2 separate regions of the Homo sapiens genome follow, and region 1 is linked to region 2. A link is a contact called in ENCODE Hi-C or POLR2A ChIA-PET data. All regions are on one chromosome and are shown on one strand. The core of a region is the stretch at or near the end of the contact, and the rest is flanking DNA. Distances in the headings are between cores, read along the strand shown.

What was found. A loop is a pair of places that touch in the nucleus more often than their neighbours do. ChIA-PET counts read pairs that join two places held with the same protein, here RNA polymerase II (POLR2A). Pooled maps may share reads with other maps.
Region 1: a map of CD4-positive, alpha-beta T cell shows a loop between it and region 2 (7-fold over the local background). The contact joins the promoter of NUP62 here to the promoter of JOSD2 in region 2. A Hi-C loop is called at or near these places in 2 of 168 maps with a recorded cell type or tissue (CD4-positive, alpha-beta T cell and chondrocyte), 2 of 37 single-sample maps with no recorded cell type and 9 of 50 pooled maps. POLR2A ChIA-PET finds 5 or more read pairs at or near these places in 1 of 52 experiments (naive thymus-derived CD8-positive, alpha-beta T cell).

What each region holds. Positions count from the first base shown.
Region 1 is chr19:49,928,254-49,931,964 of GRCh38, reverse strand. It overlaps NUP62 (nucleoporin 62), which reads left to right and starts at 2,461. Exons shown (of 3, transcript NM_016553.5): 1 at 2,461-2,639. ATF5 (activating transcription factor 5) reads right to left here and starts at 2,760. Exons shown (of 3, transcript NM_001193646.2): 1 at 2,565-2,760; 2 at 937-1,233. The coding sequence starts at 1,114. It also overlaps a transcript of IL4I1 not described here. RefSeq lists silencers at 1,971-2,020, 2,871-2,930.
Region 2 is chr19:50,506,967-50,513,682 of GRCh38, reverse strand. JOSD2 (Josephin domain containing 2) reads left to right here and starts at 2,492. Exons shown (of 5, transcript NM_001270639.2): 1 at 2,492-2,566; 2 at 3,235-3,397; 3 at 5,984-6,109. The coding sequence starts at 3,252. ASPDH (aspartate dehydrogenase domain containing) reads left to right here. Exons shown (of 7, transcript NM_001114598.2): 2 at 267-411; 3 at 672-756; 4 at 873-1,022; 5 at 1,103-1,323; 6 at 1,393-1,547; 7 at 1,910-2,080. The coding sequence ends at 1,953. It overlaps LOC124904747 (a long non-coding RNA gene), which reads right to left and starts at 2,265. Exons shown (of 3, transcript XR_007067300.1): 1 at 2,212-2,265. RefSeq lists enhancers at 1,298-1,887, 2,191-2,310, 2,805-3,311, 3,312-3,819 and a silencer at 2,511-2,640.

The DNA.
Region 1 (3,711 bases), core at 1,212-3,711, 580 kb after region 2:
GCAACAGTCAACCAAGCATTTCTTCAACCATTCCAACATCTCCTTTACCGAGTACTCTGTATCTGTGGTGTCTCTATTCTCTCTTTTTAAAAGGCAAACTAGATCACATTACACACACAGATACACACGCACATATGCCTTGTTTCATCTTTACTCATTAATTATTGAAAACCCACTATGTGCCAAGCATTTGGGATACAGTAATGAATGAAATGATTCCTGCCTCCTGAGGGCTTCTGCATATACAGTTCCCTCCAACTAAAATGCTCTTCCCTTGGGTGTTTTCCTCATTCCTTCCCTACTTTTTTTTTATTTTAAGGGATAGGGTTTCACTCTGTTGCCCAGGCTGCAGTGCAGTGGCATCATCTTGGCTCACTGCAGCCTAGACCTCCCAGGCTCAAGCGATCCTCCCACCTCAGCCTCCCAAGTAGCTGTGACTACAAGCGTGAGCCACCATGCCTGGCTAATTTTTTTTTTCCTATAGATATGAGGTCTCGCTATGTTGCCCACGTCCTGAACTCCTGGACTAAAGCAATTCTCCCCGCTTGGCCTCCCAAAGTGCTGGGATTACAGGCCATCATGCCTGGCTTCCTTCCCATCATTTATGCCTCAGTCAACATGTTACCTACTTGGAGAAGGTTTTCTGGCTACCCATTCTATATTAGGTCCCCTTTGTCATTTTGTAGCTCAGCTGCTAGGTGTTTTTGACTTATTCCAATACACTCTCATTTAATTTATCTCTGGTCTACTCCCCACAGTGTGAGCTGCTGGAAGGCACAGACCATGTTCTTCTTGTTCCCAGCCGTATCCTCAGCACCTAAAACAGTGCCTGGCACATTGTAGGCACTCAATATTTATTGAATACATGGATGAGTTCTTCCTCCCCCATCTTCCCCTGCCCTCCACTCCCCAGCTCCACCTTCCACCTGCCCTTACCTGCCAGGGGCTCTCCCCCCACTGGAAGCCCGCCCTCCAGGGCTCCCCCAAGGACCTCATAGGGAGCCAGGGGGGCAGGGGCCGGGGGGAGTTTCCCATAGTCTACGAGCCATCCCAGCCCACTAGCTGGGAGCAGGGCCCTGTCCAGCTCCAGCCCCAGGGTCGCCAGGAGTGACATGGCTGTAGCACAGGTGCTGGGCACTGATGGCAACAGGAGAGGCTGCACCAGCAGCTGGCACGAGGCTCTGGAGGATGCTCAGGTGGGCGAAGACAGGCACCAAGGCGAAAGTGGAAGACCTACACGCGTGAGACAAGAGTGGGTGTGGTCAGGACAGCGTCATCCACCGGCCAAAATCAAGGGGAAGCCAAGCCACACCCCCAGGCACGTCCATGAGGCTCCTCCCTCCCCCTTCCAACCACCGTTTAGAACACTAAGCCTCAGCCTCTCCGAATTCTAAATTTGCCCTTTCTTTACCCAAATCTCTGAGCCCCACCCACTCCCAAGGGAATTTCTTTAGGTCCTAAAGTAGGACCGATGCCCCACCCCTTCCCCCAATACAGAAAAAAAAAACCTAAAGGTCTCCCAGGGGAATTACCTTAGGCCCCTCCCATCCACCTCAGAATATTTCGCCTCAAGGAAAAACTCAATCCCAGGGACATTTTCTTCCAGCCACGCCCCTTCCTCTAAAATATTTCCTTTTGGCCCCACTGCCTTCCTAGCTTCCATCCCAAACCAGTTCCCAGGGGAACTGCCCCAGGCCGCAGCCCTTCAGCAATGTTATCCACTCAAATCCCACTCCTCGCTCTGCCGCTGCCCCTCCAAGCCCCGCCCCTCATTGTTTATTTAGCTCCGCCCCTCCCCCGATTCCCCAGAGGCCCCGCCTCTTTGTCACATCGAAACCCCACCCCTCAACTAACGGTTGGTTTAGCCCCGCCCCTTCTCACAATGTGCTTCCGAAATCCCACCCATCGTGACGACAGTGGTTCTATCCCCACCCACTTAGAGGGTTGCCTCTGGGTCCCGCCTTCTGCCCTGTCAATCTAAGCCAGTCCCCGCCTCAGCAGGTGCCTGGTTTAAAAGGAAGGAAGCTGGGCTGTGAGCCAGAGCAACGTGGGGCAGGGAGGGTGGAGGAGGGTAGAGGGGGCACGCGGAGAACGGCTACCCGAACGCCACCCGTCCACACGCGGCTCTGCGCCGAGGGCCAAGGCGCATGCTACGTCGCCCGAGCGGTCCAATTGCCTTTACACCTCCGCCCTCTTGGGGATCAATGCGCATGTGCGGCCATTCAGGGTCCGCAGCTCTTTCACTACGGGGCACTGGTGGGCTACTGCGCAGGAACAACCAAGCACGAAGAATCGTTTAGAAAAAAAAAAAACACACCCTCCCCTGGAGTGCTCAGGCCCAGCTGCACGCGGGCTGACAAACATCGAGTCTAGAACTCTCCCACCCGGCCCCGGGCCCAGTGCGCATGCGCAGCCGCGCGCCTTCGGCCCACCGTACTACTTCTGCGCCTGCGCGACCGTGATTCCCCGCTCGCGACTCCCCACCCCCCAGGGCTCCCTAAAGAGGGCCACGAGCTGCGAAAGGGCGGGAAAGGCAGTTGGAGAAGAGGTAAGCGGTTACTCACTCCATGGCTGCAGCAAGGAGAGGCGGCGGCGGCCTCGGCTGAAGAAAGAAGGTGGGAGCGGAGAGCGCAGGCGTGGTGAGCGCGGAGACGGGCCGGGGGCACAAAGGGGTCGAGGCTACAGAGCCATGGCCGGGGCTACGCAGGCAGAGGCGGCGACACTGTAGTGAGAAGAGACTGTGATCCGAGGACAGGGAATGAGGCGGCCCCGGGGACTGGGGACAGATATATACTGGGTGGCGGAGCACGGCCCTCCCGGATCCTTCCGCGCCCCGCCCTCGCGCGGCCCCAACCGGGAGGCAGCCGGGTCCCCTCCTCCTGGGGATCAGGGGATCCGAGCCTTTCCTTCCCACTCCTAGGGTCCGGGACCCTCCTCCCTCTCAGCTGGGGATCCGACCTCTTCCCTCTGAGCCGGGGATCCAGCCCTCTCCTTGTGGCTCCGGGGTCTGGTTTCCTCCTCCTGACTCTAAGCTCTGGTTTCTTTCTCTTTCTGCCTCTGAGGTCTGGGCCTGCTTCCTCCTGTGATTTTGAGGATCCAGCCTCATTCTCTTCCCGCAGACCTGCACCAGTTCATTTCTCTTTCCCTTTCCTTGCTTGCAGAATTTCCTGCCAGTCACTTTTCACTTCTTCATCCCCCAGCTGCTGACTCTGAGAAACCCTCGTGGGTTAGAGTCCAGCATGAGTCACAGCACTCTCCCAAATACAGACCTGCCAGGATGGCCTCGGGCAAATAACTTAAGTTCTCTTACTTCATTTCCCTATCTGTAAAATAAGAAAAATCAACTCGCCTGGTGGGTTTATGAGACTCAAATAAGACGATGTCTGGCAAGCCTTATGCACAGAGCTCAACTCATACATTCCTGTTCAACTGTTTTTTTTTTTTGAGACGGAGTCTCTCCGTCTCTGTCGCCCAGGCTGGAGTGCAGTGGCGCGATCTCGGCTCACTGCAAACTCCGCCTCCCAGGTTCACGCCATTCTCCTGCCTCAGCCTCCCGAGTAGCTGGGACTACAGGCGCCCGCCACCACGCCCGGCTAATTTTTTGTATTTTTAGTAGAGACGGGGTTTCACTGTGTTAGCCAGGATGGTCTCAATTTCCTGGCCTCGTGATCCGCCCGCCTCGGCCTCCCAAAGTGCTGGGATTACAGGCGT
Region 2 (6,716 bases), core at 1,243-3,742:
CTCTATCTGCCCCTGGCTGTGTCTCTGGGTCTGCCCACTGCACCCCCACCCCAGGTCTCTGTCCTCTCCGTCTCTGTCTCCCTTCTCTCTGGGCCTCTGTCCACCCCACTGTGTCTCTGCCCTGCCCCCATCTCTGTCTCCCTACCCCGCAATCTGAGTCTGTCCCCACCTCCTCTCTCTCTGGGTCTCTGTCCCCACCTCCTCTCTCTCTGGGTCTCTGTCCCCCTCTCTCTGGATCTCTAGCCCTCTCCTTTCCCTCTCCCCAGGACAGTCCCTCGTCTCCCGCCTCTTGGCTCAGGGACCAGAACTTGGCCTAGAACTTGTTTTTGTCTGGAATCGTGACCCAGGACGAATGGCAGGGAGCGTGCCCCCTTCCCTGCAGCTCCAGAACCTTGCTGCCCTTGGGGAAAGGTCAGTGACCTTGCCATGGGAGAGTGGAGCTCCCTGAAGCTCCTGTCCTGGCTCTCTTAGCCACTGTGTGATCTCAGGGGTTCCCTGACCCTCTCTGGGCCTTGGTTCAAGCAAATGTGAAACAGGACGAACCCATTCATCTCATTTCGCCTCCCAGGTCAGGGAGAAGAAGGGCAGCCCTCAGTAGACTCGGAGGGAACCTTGGGGAGAAGAGGCCTAATACCTCTCCAAGACCCTCCGCCCTCTTTCCCCTCTCCCAGGCGCCCTGATCTGGTTGTGGAAGTGGCCCATCCCAAAATAATCCATGAATCTGGGGCACAAATCCTGCGCCATGCCAATCTCCTGGTAAGCCCCACCCCAACCATTTACGCAGAGCCCTGCCCCTTCTGTCTTGGTCTCACCCCACCCTGAAGTGGATATCCTTCCCTGACCTCAACCCTCCCCTCCTTCATCCACCCCAGGTGGGGTCCCCCTCAGCTCTAAGTGACCAGACCACAGAGCGGCAGCTCTTGGAGGCCTCACAGCACTGGGACCACGCCGTGTTTGTGGCCCGAGGGGCCCTGTGGGGCGCTGAGGACATCAGGAGATTGGATGCAGCTGGGGGCCTCCGGGTGAGGCCTGCTGGGCTCCCCAGGAACCAGGGGAGGCCTGCAAAGACCCCACTCCCCCTAACCCGGGCTCTTGCTTCCAGAGCCTTCGTGTCACCATGGCCACACACCCCGATGGCTTCCGGCTTGAGGGACCCCTGGCTGCAGCCCACAGCCCTGGGCCTTGCACTGTGCTCTACGAAGGCCCTGTCCGTGGGCTCTGCCCCTTTGCCCCGCGAAATTCCAACACCATGGCGGCGGCTGCCCTGGCTGCCCCCAGCCTGGGCTTCGATGGGGTGATTGGGGTGCTCGTGGCTGATACCAGGTGAGCAGAGCTAAGCAGGGTGTTGGGCTGAGTCCAGGCTCTCCAGACTGACTGCCCCTCTTGTCCCAGCCTCACGGACATGCACGTGGTGGATGTAGAGCTGAGCGGACCCCGGGGCCCCACGGGCCGAAGCTTTGCTGTGCACACCCGCAGAGAGAACCCTGCCGAGCCAGGCGCGGTCACCGGCTCCGCCACCGTCACGGCCTTCTGGCAGAGCCTCCTGGGTGCGGCCAGGCCCCTCTCCCCCGGCCCTGGGCTCCTGTGTTCTGCAGAGCTTGGGGGTCCCGGGCTCTCACTAGTTCTGCAGTTCTGGTTCTGTATTTGTTGACCTTTCTTTCTTTCTGACCTTTATTTCCTTAACCTCTCTCCATGACTTTGAATCCTGGCACTGTAGATGTCTCCATTTGTGCCCGCCTCTGATCGAGACTCTCTCTGTCTCTGTCCACCCCCAGGGCTCTGTCCCGCTCTCTCCGGGTCTTCCTCCACCGCCCCCCTGCCCTGTCCCCTCCTCCCACCACTGCCTCCCCCAGGCGTCTGTCTCCTCATCTCTCCTCTGTCTCATTCGCTCATTCCCCTCTCCCCGCAGCCTGCTGCCAGCTCCCCTCCAGGCCGGGGATCCATCTCTGCTGAGAAGCCTCCTCCCTCCCGAGACAAGATCATCTGCCTGGCCTCTCACCACCACCATCCCACCCCTGCCCTGCCCCACTTCCCCAGGGTCTCCCTTCTGACTCAGTAAAGATCACCGCTGCCTCCCCCCGCACCGCCTGGCGTCTCTGATCCCTTTCCCTTGTGTGACGTCACGCTGCGTCTGCGCACCGCGCATGACGCCATCGCCGGGGGCGAGCACCCATGAGAGCGCGGCGCCAGGAAGCTATCGCGAGAGCCTACCTACTAAGTTTCCTAGAATCTCTGAGCAGTAGTGGGCGCGGCCGTATGCGAAAGAAGGGCCTCTGAGGCGCACTTCCGGGACCTGCCGCGGAGCCCGACGGAAGTTGTAGTGCGGCATTTCCTAGGCCCGACGGCCGACTTCAGGGCCACGCGGCCCGGGCGTTCCGTGTGGAGCAGGAGTCCCGCGGGGCCCCACGGGAGTCGTAGTCCGGCGCGCGGGGATCACCGGGAGCTGTAGTCCGTCCCGCCTGCCCAGTCAGCGCGGTGTTGCCCGCCCCGCACTCGGAGCCCAGAGCCGCCGCCCAGGAAGGGGATGCGGAAACCCCTGGCTCGGTGGAGCGGAGAGGCAGGCGGGGTGAGGGGCGTTGCCAGGCAAAGGGCGAGCGCCGTGGCTGGGGTGCGGGTCGGCGAAGGGCTCCATTCCTTGGTGTCCGGGGAGGGGGCCTGGTTGCTGGGTGATAGGAAGAGGAACTCCTGTTGCTTAGTGACTGGGGAGGGGGCCCCGTTGCCAGGTGACAAGAGCAGAGAGCCTCGCTGCTACATGACCGGGGAAGGGGAGTCTTCTGTTGCTAGGAGACCAGAGGGGACCCTATCACCTAGAGACAGGGGAGGAGGATTCTCTATTGCTAGGTGCTCGGAGGACAGACTTTGTTACCTAGTGCGGTGGGGAGGGGGCTTTGTTGCTAGGTAACCACAGAGCGCCCTGGTTACCTAGGGACGGGGAGGCAGGTTCCTCTGTTGCTAGGTGACCATGATAGGGACCCTTTTACTTAGAGACCTGGTGAGGGTGGTTTTCTGTTGCTAGGGGAGCAGAAGAGACAGCGTTTTTCGTAGGAATAGGAATAAGGGATGGAGGGACGTGTGCTGCCAGGAGACTGCCAGGGAGCGGGGTCAGGGGCCCAGTGTCTTCCTGGGCTGCTCCGAGTCCCAGCTCAATCAATGGCGATGCCCCAAAGGCCTGCTGGGAGGCTGGACCTCTAGATCCCGGGCCCCTGAGGACCTTCTCCCCCTCCCAACCCCCAGCAGGAGCCGAGGACGGCATGTCCCAGGCCCCGGGAGCACAGCCGAGCCCACCCACCGTGTACCACGAACGGCAGCGCCTGGAGCTGTGTGCTGTCCACGCCCTCAACAACGTTCTGCAGCAGCAGCTCTTTAGCCAGGAGGCTGCCGATGAGATCTGCAAGAGGTGACCGTCACCCACCCCAGCCCCTGGAGCAGCAGAGCTCTGGCGGAGTGACCCACCTGGGTCTCGCCGCCAGGCAGGCGCTGAGCCTTGGGGGCTTTCTTCTGCTCCGCGCTCACTTGCCTAAGCTAGACGCTGGGACTCTGGGGAGATGTTGCCTCCTGTGCCTGTCTGTCCCTGTGGCCTCAGCCCCAGCCAGACCTCAATCCAGTGGTTCTTTCTTTTTTTTTTTTTTTTGAGACTGAGTCTCACTCTGTTGCCCAGGCTGGAGTGCAGTTGCGCGATCTCGCTCACTGCGAGCTCGGCCTCCCGGGTTCATGCCATTCTCCTGCCTCAGCCTCCCGAGTAGCTGGGACTACAGGCACCCGCCACCACGCCCGGCTAATTTTTTGTATTTTTAGTAGAGACGGGGTTTCACCATGTTAGCCGGGATGGTCTCAATCTCCTGACCTCGTGATCCACCCGCCTCGGCCTCCCAAAGTGCTAGGATTACAGGCGTGAGCCACTGCACCCGGCCCAGTGGTTCTTTCTTTAGAGACAAGGTCTGGCTGGTCTTGAACTCCTGAGCTTAAGTGATCCTCCCACCTCAGCCTCCCCAGTAGCTGGGATTACAGGCTCACCCAGCTTCAGGCATCTCTTATCTGGGCCCTGTCACAGCTCTCCAGTCCATCCTAAACACGCCCCCGCCCTACTCAGGGCCCTCCTCATAGCGGAGGCCGAGCCTGCCTCCGCATCTTCAGCCCTCACGGCCCCCCTCAAACCAGACTCTCCACTCCCGTGAGCCCTTCTGTGCGGCCTCTGGGCTTCCAGGTACTTCTTTCTGCCCGGCATGGCTTCCTTCTCTGCCAGCATGGAATGTTCCTCTTCACTATTCACAATGTCCAACATCACTCTTTGGCCGGGCGCAGTGGCTCACACCTGTAATCCCAACACTTTGGGAGGCTGAGGCGGGTGGATCACTTGAGGTCAGGAATTCCAGACCAGCCTGGCCAACAGGGCGAAACCCCGTCTCTACTAAAAAATAAAAATAAATAAAAAATAAAATTAGCTGGGCGTGGTGGCACATGTCTGTAGTCCCAGCTACTCTGGAGGCTAAGGTGGGAGAATTGCTTGAAGCTGGGAGACAGAGGTTTCAGTGAGCCGGGCAACAGAGCAAGACTGTCTCAAAAAAAAAAAAAAAAAAAATCACTCCTTTACCATCTCTCACTCCCTCCTCTCTGTCCCCATGTCCCTGGCCCCAGCTCAGGCCTGACCCTCTCCTGCCCAGCCTGCCCATGGCCTCCAGTCTGTCCCTGCCTTCAGTCCCCACTTGATCCTAGAGAGTCTTTCTACACCTGGAGATGGCCCTGCCTCCCCTGCCTCTTGCTCCAAGCCTCCTCCGGCTCTCGGACATCTTAAGAGTCCCAGCCCCTCAGACTGATTATTATGGTATTTAGTCATCTCCTCTATCATTCGCAACAAGGACCCATCAGCTCTTTCATACAAAAGCCATGCTGGAGACCCTGAGATGACTCAGACACAAGTGCCAGCCTAAGGGTGGTGAGGGAAACACACACACACACACACACACACACACACACACACACACACGAGCGTTTTCCTCCCATGTCCTGCCTGCCCAGGGTCCAGATAGGGAACAGAGGTGCAGCTGTTCAGAGGCAGGGCCCAGAGACAAGTGGTGACAGGCGGAAGAGCCTTCCTAGGCAGGGGAAGAGCTGGAGGAAAGGTTGGCGGGGGTGGGGCGGGAGGCGGTGGGCACCGGGGATGTGGCTGGGGACAGGGGACCAGGAAGGAGGGTGCTGAGGCTCTGAGGTGAGGCCACCAGAGCCAGACCACGCAGGGCCTTGTGGGACTCTGTCCTGGGGGAAATGAGGCAGCAGAGTGGGCTGTGAGCAGGGGAGGGGTGAGGGCAACCCCGTGGGAGAAGCAAGCAGTGTTAAATCAGGGTGATGCGGGCAGCTGTCATCGTTGAGGTGGCTCAGTTCACTGGGGGAGCCCAGACAGGGCCCCGATCCAGCCTGGAGGTCAGGAGGCTCCTCTCAGAGGACGTGACATCTGAGGTGGGCCTTGAAGGACAGAGGAAGGGACTGGCGGAGGGACAGGGACTTTGTCCAAGGCATTGGGGAGCCATGGGAGAGCTGAGAGCAGGAGAGGGCCAGGGCCGTGTGGGAATGGACTGGAGGGAGGCTGGAGGCTGCGGGAGAAGACAGAGCCCATCTGGGGCCTTGGGGACAGGGCAGAGTCAGGGCAGGAGAGACAGGACTTGGGGACAGGGCAGAGTCAGGGCAGGAGAGACAGGACTTGGGGACAGGGCAGAGTTGGGGCAGGAGAGGCAGGACTTGGGGACAGGGCAGAGTCGGGGCAGGAGAGGCAGGACTTGGGGACAGGGCAGAGTCAGGGCAGGAGAGACAGGACTTGGGGACAGGGCAGAATTGGGGCAGGAGAGGCAGGACTTGGGGGTGGATGAGTTGTGGGGTCTGAAGCGGGGAGAGTCAAAGGCTGAGGCAACTTGTGGCCCCTGGGACCCCCATTTTGTGGGGAGGCCTTTCCAGGGGTCCCCACCTCAGCTCTGGCCACCCCCACTACCAGGTTGGCCCCAGACTCCCGGCTGAACCCTCATCGCAGCCTCCTGGGCACCGGCAACTATGATGTCAATGTGATCATGGCCGCTCTGCAGGGGCTGGGCCTGGCCGCCGTGTGGTGGGACAGGAGGAGGTAGGCCCCAGAGCAGCACAGCATGTGCTGGGCCGGGCACAGAGGGCACCCTATAGTGTGAGCCTGTTGGGGGGCAGGGAGGGGAATGTGGCTGGGGGAGGTTGGCATGAATGTGGGAAGCCTGGCACTGATGGGTTGAAAGGGGGAGATCAGGTGGTCGATGGGCTGAGATGCTGGGTGGATGATGGTTACTGGGTGAATGCTGAGTAGGCCGTTGGATGTGTTGGGTCAGGGGGAGTGAAGTGATGGGTGTTCCTGGGCAATGGGCAGCAGACAGGAGGCTGGGGAGTTGGGTGGATGAATGGGAAGTTTTGATGGCCGGCTGGCCAGTGGCTGGGCATGTGGCTGGTGGATGAGGGGTAGACCAATGGCAGGGGGGTCAAGAGTGAGTGAGGATTGGGGGCATGGCGAGTCCACTGTTGGGTGAATGGCTGGCTGGGTGGTGGCCGGCTGTGTGGGTGGGTGGGTGGGTGGTGGGTGGTGAACAGTAGATGGCTAGTTGGATGGTGATGGTGGTTGGGTGGTTGACGGGGAGGTGGGGCGGGTGTATATGAGGGATGGAAGTGAATGCATAGATGGGAGGTGAGTGTGTGAATCGTCATTGGGA